Linked DNA regions of Homo sapiens: region 2 is linked to region 1. A link is a contact called in ENCODE Hi-C or POLR2A ChIA-PET data. All regions are on one chromosome and are shown on one strand. The core of a region is the stretch at or near the end of the contact, and the rest is flanking DNA. Distances in the headings are between cores, read along the strand shown. Region 1 overlaps THSD4 (thrombospondin type 1 domain containing 4). Region 2 holds the start of PKM (pyruvate kinase M1/2).

Region 1 (2,700 bases), core at 194-2,693:
GAAAAATAAATATTGATCAATGAGACAAATTCTGCCCCCAAAGCATAACAAATATAGGCGTGACTATAAGGCCACAAAGAAAGTTAAAGGGTGGGGCTATGTGAAAGTACATTTTCCAAGGAAGAACATGAATATTGATTCAGAATTCAGACAGAAGGAGTGAGTCTTTCCCATGCTGACATTTATATGGTTTCTAATTCAGAGAATAGTGTCTGGCTTGGGGACAGAGTAGGGTAGAGTCAGGAGATGCCAAAAGTTATTCTTAAAGCTGTTGATGCTAAAACAGCCAGAGCAAAGCTAATAAAGGCGGTTCATGATGAGAGGGAGAAAGGAGGCTTATCTTCAAAGACCACCCCTTCAGTGACTTATCTGCAAGACTTCAAGGTTTAGAAGAAGAGCACAATGTGCCTAGAGTTCTGCTTAATAAAAAAGGGGAAAGGGTGCTCAACTTCTTCCATGGGAAAGTAAGGCCTGAAGAGAGAAGAGGGCAATCTTAGAAGGCAGGTTTCACATTTCTGAAGCTCTGATGCTCACGAGGAAGGAAGAGAGGCTCCCAGTGAGAGCAGTAACCATGGAGAAGCAAAGGGTGGGTCATCCCCAGCTGTTGGTTAAGAAATCTTCAAGATTACTGTTTTTCTCAGGAGTCACTTCTCTTTCATTAAGTCAACTATATTTATTAAACGTTGTTTAAACCTTAGATATCTCTTCTTGGGGCTTAGCTTGTATTAGTTCCCTAATGTGGTAGCTCAGTGATCTAACATATCACAAAAAAGCAAGACTTTGATTCAAACAGGGAAGATTTAAATGCACTTCCAAGTGGGTTAGGGAATAGGCGGATCTAGGGACAGTGTTAACCACATTGGACTTGCAGATAATGGATTCTCAGCTATTATCCTAATCCAGATAGGAGACCTGGGAGCGATTAACAGCCCTGCTGAAGATGCTGTCCTTAGGCGCTGCTGCCTAGAGTGGGCTAGGAGACAATGTTATTCCTCATGCAAGGATAGCGGTGTCAAATCACTTCCATAAAAATTCAAGACTCAGCCAGCTCAGCAACTGTTTCCTGCATTTGAGGAAAGTATCACATTAAGTGTAGGAAAACAGGTGTGGGCATTTTGCATATTTCTGAGACAGACGATACAATTAAAAGCAAAAACAAACCACAGCTTAACTATTTCCCCAGAAAATGAAAGACAAATCCATGTACAAACAGGAAAACTCAGTCTCACATTTCCAGGGTAGCTAGGTGCTAACTATCAATACAAAGCAGAAAATGTGAAACAATCAGCAGAAGGGGGTGGGGCAGAGTTGATTTCCTTTCGTTCCAGCATATCTGAAAGCTTTTCAAGGCAAAGGACTCTGAAAGTGAAAAGAAAGTCCCTGTAAACAGATGCAAGGACATCAGAGCTGTCCTAAATCAAAGGGAGGTGCGCTGTCAGACACCATGTGGAAAGTATGTAATCCAAAAGTAAGTCCAGGAGTGCTAAAACAAACAACAGCATCTTTCCAAATCACAGCAAGAGGGCACAGTCTCTTTGGCATGGAATCTTTGTTTTGTGAATATTTGGTTCTGGACAAGAGTCATAAAAGCTTTTGGTGAAGAAAAGGCAAGAACTGAGTCCAAATAAAAAACAAATACTCAATGATCACTTTCCTCATCTACCAGCATTGACGAGGAACATTCAGCCAAGAGTCAGGATATCACTTTGAGTTGTTTGTGACTTAATCGTCTCCAGGGGCTGCCATGACCTGCAGCAGGTAACAAAGCCCAGCGCAGCATCTTGTCCTGATGCCTCAGAGCTGACCATTGGTGCCTATTATATCACATGCTTAAATACTCTTTCAAAAACACACTTGAAGTGTTGGCGAGAATGTGGAGACATTGAAACTCTGGTTGGAAGATAAAATGGGGCAGTTGCTGTAGACAGCAGTTTGGCAGTTTCTCAAAAAGTTAAATATAGAGTTACCATATGACTCATCAATTCCACTCCTAGGTATATACCCAAAAGAATTGGAAGTAGTGACTCAAACAGGTAGTTGTATGCCAATGTTCATAGCGCATTATTCACAATAACCAAAAGAGAGAAACAGCCCAGGTGCCCATCAACAGATGAATGGATAAACAAAATGTGGCATATACATAAAAAAGAAATGAAATTCTGGTGCATATTACCACAGGGATGAATCTTGAAAACATTATGCTAAGTGAAATAAGCCAGACACAAAAGGACAGATACTGTGTGATTCTACTTGTATGAGGTTCCTAGAATAGGTCAGTGCATGAGGCAGAGAGTTGAAGTTACCAGGGGCTTGGAGGACGGGGAAAGAAGGGGGCTATTGTTTACTGAGTACAGCTTTTGGGATAAGAAAATATTCTGAGGCTGGGCGCAGTAGCTCACACCTGTAATCCCAGCACTTTGGGAGGCCGAGGTGGGCAGATCACGAGGTCAAGAGATTGAGACCATCCTGGCCAACATGGTAAAACCCTGTCTCTACTAAAAATACAAAAATTAGCCAGGCATGGTGGTGCATGCCTGTAGTCCCATCTACTTAAGAGGCTGAGGCAGGAGAATCGCTTGAACCCGGGAGGCAGAGGTTGCAGTGAGCTGAGATCGTGCCACCGCACTCCAACCTGGGCGACACAGCGAGACTCCGTCTCAAAAAAAAATTCTGAAAATGGATCGTGGTGATAGCAGTGAA
Region 2 (2,700 bases), core at 50-2,549, 550 kb before region 1:
AAGCATTTCCTTCCCAACAACAACTAAAGGGACCAGGAAAGACTTACAGAAGAAAGTGAAAGATTTTTATCTCACTTCAAACAGAAATTTACTTTTAGGCTGTCACTGTCTCCTCCCAGCTTATCTGAGCTAACAGGAAGCGAATGAAGGCCTGTGATTCAGCTGCAGGCAGCGGGTATGCCTGAGCAGGTCACACCCATTTGGTCTCTTTTGCCAGGAAAATAAAAAAAGAACCTAAGAGAACGGTCTTCACATTTTGAATGCGCAACATTGTATCTGTGAATGAAGGCAAGAGTTAACAGCTGTTTAATTGATAACTGCTCGCATCATTAGTTGCTGGCTAACAACTGGGAAATCAGAAAATGTCTTGTAGAAAAATGTAAGAAAAGTTCCAACAATACTGACTTAAACACGACAAAGGTGAAAACAGAAATGCTGACTCCTGCATAGGTTATCGGCCCTAATGTTCTGACTTGATATTTCCAGATGCCCAGCTCTGCGCTAATATCAACACCGTCTATTTACTTTCTACTCTGAGGCATTCGCTCTGCAGGATTCCAGACCCTACTAAATTATTCACATGGCCCCAACCGGTCCTTCCTTGTTCCGCGGTCCTAACACAATGAATGGTCCTAAGAGGAAAACGGCCTCGCGCTCCCGCTCCAGGCCCACTTCGCAGTCCCTAGTTCTCCCTACTGCCGCTCCAGTGCCAGAGCCCCTCCGAAGGCGGCCAGGACCTCCAACCACGCACAAGTCTGCAGCTCTCCCCAACTTTCCGTTCAGCTCAGTCTCCGAGGGTGCGCCAGAGCAGACACCCGGAGGAGTGGGGAGTGGCAGGGCGGGGCCGGGAGAATGCTGCCCCGGAACCCATAAATCTGGGCCCTGCCCAGGTAGGCCGGGACAGCTGGGGTGGCCTGGGCCGAGAGCCAAGAAAAGACACCCCATCTGGCAGCCCAACTTGGCGGCAACAGGTGGCCCGGCGCCCGGGGGTCTGGGAGGAAAGTCGCTCCGGGGGCGGGCCCCGTTGCCCCGCCGCGTCCCCATTGGTCATCAGGTTTCTTAAAATGTGACTCTGAATCTGTGTCCTTCCGCCGCAGAATTTAGTCCCACCGAAAGGGCAACCTGCCCGCGCGTTCCGCCGCCGCCGCCGCGCTTCCTCCTGAAGGTGACTGCGCCCGCGGGGACGCAGGGGGCGGGGCCCGGGTCGCCCGGAGCCGGGATTGGGCAGAGGGCGGGGCGGCGGAGGGATTGCGGCGGCCCGCAGCGGGATAACCTTGAGGCTGAGGCAGTGGCTCCTTGCACAGCAGCTGCACGCGCCGTGGCTCCGGATCTCTTCGTCTTTGCAGCGTAGCCCGAGTCGGTCAGCGCCGGAGGTGAGCGGTGCAGGAGGCTACGCCATCAGTCCCCACCAAGGGCCAGTCGCCCGGCTAGTGCGGAATCCCGGCGCGCCGGCCGGCCCCGGGCACGCAGGCAGGGCGGCGCAGGATCCAGGGCGTCTGGGATGCAGTGGAGCTCAGAGAGAGGAGAACGGCTCCTCACGCCTGGGGCCTGCTCTTCAGAAGTCCCCAGCGCCGTTCCTTCCAGATCAGGCGGGTCCGCCGGCTCCTTTCCCGCCCCAGCCCTACCCCCTCATTCTGGTCCCATCCTCTTCCTCCTGCCCCAATCCTCAATGCGCCTCCATCCTCGCCTGCCTTCTCTCGGTCCCTCGTGATTGATTCCACCCTTGCTTCCCCTTTCTCCGCGCCGCCTGTTCCGTGCTCGTTTTCCCCTCTTCCTCCTTAAGTCTGGTCCTTCCACCCCCTCCTCTTCAAGCTGTGCGTGTCCCCTGATTCTAATGCTTTCTGTGTAACTCATTGAAACTGCGTTCTGGTTCCCCTCCCGCGTCCATTCTCCATTCATGCGCGACCGCCCTTCCCGCGCCCCAGTTCCCTCTCGCCGCCCCTCCCCCTGCTTGCTGGTCACGTCCGCTCCCCCGCATCCCCTTCCTCGCCTGGCGTGTCCGCTCCCTCCCTCCCTCTCTGCTCTGGTCGCGCCCGCCCACTTGCTCCGGTCTCCGAGCGCGGTCCCACCCCCCTTTTCCATCACCGCCTCCCAGCTCCCAGCAGGCTCGGGCGGTGCTGAGGCCCCGTGTCCGGGGCGGGCGGGCGGAGGGCTGGGCTGGGTGCCCCGCGCGGCGGGCGGGATGCGGCGGCCCGGGGGCAGCTGGAGACTTACGTAACGTTGGCCTGCCCCGCTGCCGGGAGGCAGGGCGGTTGCCCCTGCGGCGCGGTGCCGTCCCCTGTGGCCGGGATTAGATGGGCGGCCTGCGAGGGCCTGGGAATGGCTCGGGGCCCGAGAGCTCGACCGGCCCTTGCCGGGTGGCCGCCAGGGACCACGCTCCATCTCGCCGCGGCCGGGCTGCACGTAGCGGCCGCGCCCAGGGCCCACCCCGCTTCACCGGGCGATGGCCTTGGGCCTCGTAACGGGCGGGATAAACCTCTGCAGGCTTTGCTGGGGCCTCCTGGCCCTCGCCCGTTCCGCGCCTCTCCGGCACGTTTCTTTCTTTTCCTTTCTTTTTTCTTTCTTTTTTTTTTTTTTAATTATCCGGCACATTTTTTAACAAATGCGTCCTGATTGTGGAACGCGGAGGCCGCGGGGTGGGGTGGGGATCTGGTTACGGAGGGGGCAGGAAATCTGTCGCGTTCACTGAACGCAAACGGT

The links. A loop is a pair of places that touch in the nucleus more often than their neighbours do. ChIA-PET counts read pairs that join two places held with the same protein, here RNA polymerase II (POLR2A). Pooled maps may share reads with other maps.
Region 2: a pooled map shows a loop between it and region 1 (6-fold over the local background). The contact joins the promoter of PKM here to the enhancer-like site in region 1. A Hi-C loop is called at or near these places in 1 of 37 single-sample maps with no recorded cell type and 5 of 50 pooled maps. POLR2A ChIA-PET finds 5 or more read pairs at or near these places in 1 of 52 experiments (activated T-cell).

The regions. Positions count from the first base shown.
Region 1 is chr15:71,676,259-71,678,958 of GRCh38, reverse strand. The region is part of intron 8 of THSD4 (thrombospondin type 1 domain containing 4); the gene reads right to left. Among named protein-coding and RNA genes, the nearest start is that of THSD4-AS2, 14 kb to the left of the region's middle. Within about 2 kb of position 1,443, at least 2 of the 41 ENCODE cell types and tissues checked have a DNase peak (open chromatin) inside an H3K27ac peak, as active enhancers do.
Region 2 is chr15:72,229,789-72,232,488 of GRCh38, reverse strand. It overlaps PKM (pyruvate kinase M1/2), which reads left to right and starts at 1,299. Exons shown (of 11, transcript NM_002654.6): 1 at 1,299-1,373. RefSeq lists silencers at 858-1,357, 1,918-2,427.